Linked DNA regions of Homo sapiens: region 2 is linked to region 1. A link is an interaction called in ENCODE POLR2A ChIA-PET data of the cell type or tissue named here. Cell type or tissue: OCI-LY7. All regions are shown on one strand.

Region 1 (2,500 bases):
TGTAGTTTTTGTAGCGTGGTGGATGTGTGGTGTGTGTTTGGTGTGGTGTTTGTGTGGTGTGTGTGTAGTGTGTGTGTAGCGTATGCAGTGTGTGGTGTGTGGTTTTTGTAGTGTGGTGTGTGTGTGGTGTGTGTGTTTGGTGTGGTGTGTGTGTGGTGTGTGGGTAGTGTGTGTAGTGTATGAAGTGTGTGGTGTGTGGTTTGTGTAGTGTGTGATGTGTGTGGTGTGTGCTTGGTGTGGTGTGTGTGGTGTGTGTGTAGTGTGTGGTGAGTTTTTGTAATGTGGTGTGTGTGTGTGGTGTGTGTTTGGTGTGGTGTGTGTGTGGTGTGTGGTTTTAAAATCCTTTAAGCCAAATAGAATACAGCTATGGCCAGACATGGCAATCAGAATAGGGCACACTGCCTGATTTCAGGGATCCCCCTGCCTCATTTCTGAGTGGCGCTGCTGCTTGGAGTCCTCAGCGCCAAGCAGTGTGTGTGTGTGTAGTGTATGCAGTGTGTGGTGTGTGGTTTGTGTAGTGTGTGTGTGTGGTGTGTTTGGTGTGATGTGTATGTTTGGTGTGTGGGCAGTGTGTAGGTAGCAGGAGCAGTGTGTGGTGTGTGGTTTGTGTAGTGTGTGATGTATGTGTAGTGTGTGGTGTGTGGGTAGTGTGTAGGTAGAGTGTGCAGTGTGTAGTGTGTGATTTCTGTAGAGTGGTGTGTGTGTGTACTGCACCTGTGCAGTCTCTTTCTGCACCAGGGTGAACCCGGCTCTCTCATAGGGACTCAGCGCTGAGGACTCCAAGCAGCAGCGCCACTCAGAAATGAGGCAGGGGGATCCCTGAAATCAGGCAGTGTGCCCTATTCTGATTGCCATGTCTGGCCATAGCTGTATTCTATTTGGCTTAAAGGATTTTAAAAAAAGAAATCTGAATCAGCAACCAAAATTTAAGAATTAGGAGATTACACCAAAGAATCCAAAATTCTGGTTTATCTTGAAAATTCAGAACACCTGACAGCCACCGCCCTGCTTTCTGTTGGCCAGAGCTGGGGGCCACGTGCCAGGTGCTGCTCTGGGCATCTGATGGCTTTTCACTCATTGCCTTAAGTGCTGTTCTTATCCCCATTTTACGGAAAAGAAAACCAAGGCCCAAGGAAGTTAAGTCACTTGCCCAAGATCACCACGCTAAAGTGGGGGCCCAGCAGCCTTGCCCCTACCCCCTGGCCCCACTGCCTTTCTCCAGGTGTTTCCAAAAGAGTAGCAGCACCTGTTTCCCCCTGAGGGCAGCAAGACTATTTTGGGGCCCTGCTTTGTTCATGTCTGTCATCTGCATGGTCTGCGTGGGCCTTGAGGTTTGCACCCCCAGCCAAATCAGCACCTCCCAGATCTGCCATCCAGGCCTGCTGGGGAAGGTGCGGGGAGGCCTTCCGGCCACACTCCTTCCCGCCCCGCTGCCCCAGCTCCCGGTGCCTGCACAACCGCTGGGGACTCACTGACGATATCCAGGACGCTGTGCTCTGAGAAGGTGTACTGGTTGTAGCCGCCCAGGTCCCCACGGAAGTAGTACTTCCCGCCCAGCTCGGGGCTGACGTTGCTGAGCAGGAGGGTGCAGTTTCGCAGGCCCAGGTCCCCCAGGAGGCGGCTGCGGCCCTGGAAGCTCTCGTGGACTACTTGGGTGCGCGACTTGAAGACCACCGGGGGGTAGTTCTTGGGGTAGGGGCTATTGAAGTACCAGACACCATGCACCACAGCGGGCCGCAGCTCATCCGGGAAGTCAAAGCGGCAGGGGATGGAGACGCACGTGCCTTCGAAGGCCGAGATGGACGAGGGCATCCAGGCACCCCAGTGACCCCCTCGGGAGGCTGCGGGCAAGCAGGAGAGCTGAGGCTCAGGGACACGTCCTACCCGATCACCCCCTCCGGCTCCCATCCCCAACCACATGCCGGGGGGCTGCGGGGACCCACCTCCAACCTGCTCAGGGGCCAAAGCCTTTAGGTCCCCAGCACCTGTCAGCCGTTACCTGAAATCATAATCCAGAACAGAGGCAGTGCCGTGAGGAATATCATTCTGTACAGCGAGTGAGTGATCGCTGGAAAGGGAGAGGAGAGGGTTAAAGGCTGGGGGAAGTGAAAGGGGGTGTTCCATCTGGGCTTCAGGAAGGGGCCCATTCATATGTTAGCTGCTGCTGCTATTATTATTTATTTATGCATTTATTTACTTATTTTTCTGAGACAGGGTCTTGTTTCATTGCCCGGGCTGGAATGCAGTGACACAATAACAGCTCACTATAGCCTCAAAATCCTGAGCTCGTGTTATCCTCTTGTCTCAGCTTCTGGTATGCGCCACCCCACACCCAGTTAATTTTTCTTCTTTTTTGTGGAAATGGTTGTGGAGGTGGGGTCTTACTATGTTGCCCAGGCTGGTCTTCAACTCCTGGCCTCCAGCAATATTCCTGCCTTGGCTTCCCAAAGGATTACAGGTGTAAATCACCATGCCTGGTCTGCTGATATTTTTTAACTTT
Region 2 (2,500 bases), 53 kb before region 1:
ATGTTTCCCACTGGGGTCACCTGAGCCTCCCAGGAGGACCTAAGGAAGATTTCTAACCTCTCTGGATGCTCTCTCAGGTGTGCCCACGCCTGCTGGTGAGAAGCCAGCTCTGCTCTGTGATTCTGTCTCTGTCTCTCAATGTGCCCGTGTCTTTCTGTCTGTCTGTCAGTCTGTCTCTATTTCCTGCCTCAGAATGACAACACAGCTCTCCACATCAGTTTTCTCAGGCGTGTATGGGTCACCTGACCACTCTGCCCCTTCCGAATTCCAGGTCCCCCATCATAAACCTCTCTCTGTGTGGCCTCCTGGCAGCTCTGGTCACCAGGCTTCAGGGGGGACAGCAAGGGGGTCTCAGCCTATCACTAACTCCCTCAAAGACACCATCTCACTGCTTTTCATACCTCGGAGCCACTAAATTGGTCCATGCTCGCCTTTTTCTCGAGAGCAGCACCTGGGGTGCAGCGCCCGCTGTGAGCGGAGAACTGGCCTCCTACTGTTCAGTGTGTTGTTGGGAACTGAGAAATGGACAGAATGGAGGAAGAATCCACAGCAGTGTGGTTTCCCCTCCTGCAGCAAGAGCGAAGCCCTGGGGAGCCATTGGGTTTTCCAGATCTTCTCTGCTTTGGCCCCACCCACCTGGCGTCTGGATCTTTGCCCAAGGTCACCTTCTCCGAGGGCCTTCCCGGGTGCCTCAGCCACACTCATCCCTCCTGTGAATCTCACTTTTGTTGTCTTTCTTCAGTGCGACATCGTCTTGGCTGGCTCCTGAGCTAGAATGCCGGCCTCCTGAGGGCAAAGGCTTTGGTCTGCTTTGTCTACTACACGTTGCACAGCAGGTGTTTGGGAACCTAAATGCACGATCCATTGTCTGGACCCTGGGAGGACTGTGAGAGCTGGGGTTGTGGAGGGCGGCCTGCGTCTGGAGTCCTGGCCCCCTAGCTTCCTGGCCACCTGCTCTTCACCTGCTCTTCACGCCTCAGCAATGTCTATTGATGGCCATATCTCATGGTCAATCAGCCATGTAGTAGGTTTATGTCAGCAGCTGTGCTGAGGGACAGGGTGGGAAGGGGAAGATGCTCGATGGTTGCCAGGGAGCTTAAGCCAGGCCCTTCAGGCTTAGGACTGCCTCAGCTCCCTCCAGGGTATCTTGCCTTAAAAACCCTTGGCGGCTCTCGACTAGAGATCCCCAAGGTTGGTCCTACGCCTTATCTTTTTGGTGTCCTAACAACTGGCTCTGTACTGGGTGCATTTCCAGGTGCTCAGTATCTGTGTGCAGAATGAATGAAGAAAGAGTTGAATGACACCAGACCCCATTTTGGGCACAGACACCCCAACACCCTCCTGTCTCATTTAAACAGTTTTTGTTGTTGTTGTTTTGAGGCGGAGTCTCACTCTGTTGCATAGGCTGGAGTGCAGTGGCGTGATCTCGGCTCACCGCTACCTCCGCCTCCCAGGTTCAAGCGACTCTCCTGCCTCAGCCTCCCAAGTAGCTGAGATTACAGGTGTGAATCACCACGCTCAGCTAATTTTTGTATTTTTGGTAGAGACAGGATTTTACCATGTTGGCTAGGCTGGTCTTGAACTCCTGACCTCAGGTGATCTGCCCACCTTGGCCTCCCAGAGTGCTGTGATTACAGGCGTGATCCACCACGCCTGGGCTTTAAACAGTTCTTAAAGCCTCACCTTCCTCCAGAAAAGTTAATGGTGCTCACAAGAATCAAACCAGGGACAAAGTGGATTGATGGGGCGATCAAGGCCTCCCTGAACCATAATTCCTAGAGTTACCGTCCGGGTACTGAGCAGAGATGGGAGGGAAAGGAAGGTGGGAGAGGAAGGTGGCAGTTTGGGGACACCTGCCACGTGCCAGGAGCCAATCTCCCTGATGATCAGATAATTACACCCCTGCCCTCTAAGGAGAATGGGCTTTAGCCCCTTTGCAGAAGCAGGTGAATGGGTGGAGAAAGATCAAACCCGAGAAGCGGAGAGGGGAGCTGGGGCACCTAACTGGAAAGTCTGAATCAGTGAACAGAATTAGAGAACGGGTGCAGAGGACCTCGAATGACAGAAAAGCTGTGAGGTTTCTCAGGGTGGCTGGTCTTCAAGACTTTCTCTGGCAGCTATGGGTTGTGCAAGAATTGGGTAGCGTCACTTTTGGGAAGAGCTGTTTTGAATCGGCTTCCCCTTTTCACATTCTTCGAAAAATGCAAATAAAGGATGGAGGTTGGTTTTCTGGGGGACTTTCGGCTTCTGTGCTGGGTCTCAATGTGGCTCCAGCATATAGAAGACGATGCCTCACTTCCTATCGTGGGCCACCTGCGTGGTAGGCAGTGGCCTTTCCCTCTCCACTTTACAGATGGAGAAGCCGAGACTCAGGCAAGCTGGCGAGCCCTGCCAAGATCACCGGGCTAGTTAAGCCGAAGAATCAAGATTCAAGTTCTCATGTTTGTCTGTCTGCAAAGCCAGTATGCTTTTCCTAACAAGACACCAGACTCTCTAATCT

The links. Peaks named below come from ENCODE experiments on the same cell type or tissue, not always from the same donor. Only the 100,000 strongest peaks of a DNase experiment are listed, where the experiment ranks them.
Region 2: POLR2A ChIA-PET joins it to region 1 with 10 read pairs; 9 of 35 experiments call an interaction of 5 or more read pairs at or near these places.

Annotation. Positions count from the first base shown.
Region 1 is chr19:35,294,954-35,297,453 of GRCh38, reverse strand. MAG (myelin associated glycoprotein) reads right to left here. Exons shown (of 11, transcript NM_002361.4): 3 at 2,000-2,068; 4 at 1,473-1,841. The coding sequence starts at 2,045. Among named protein-coding and RNA genes, the nearest start is that of MAG, 4.0 kb to the right of the region's middle. RefSeq lists enhancers at 516-585, 716-825. In OCI-LY7, a CTCF peak has its summit at 862; DNase peaks (open chromatin) are centred at 733, 1,363 and 2,183; H3K4me3 peaks cover 2,061 bases; H3K27ac peaks cover 2,500 bases.
Region 2 is chr19:35,347,476-35,349,975 of GRCh38, reverse strand. It overlaps FFAR1 (free fatty acid receptor 1), which reads right to left and starts at 2,074. Exons shown (of 2, transcript NM_005303.3): 1 at 1-2,074. RefSeq lists a silencer at 744-944 and an enhancer at 2,223-2,302. In OCI-LY7, no CTCF peak of the experiment used is centred here; DNase peaks (open chromatin) are centred at 145, 985 and 2,205; H3K4me3 peaks cover 1,651 bases; H3K27ac peaks cover 2,500 bases.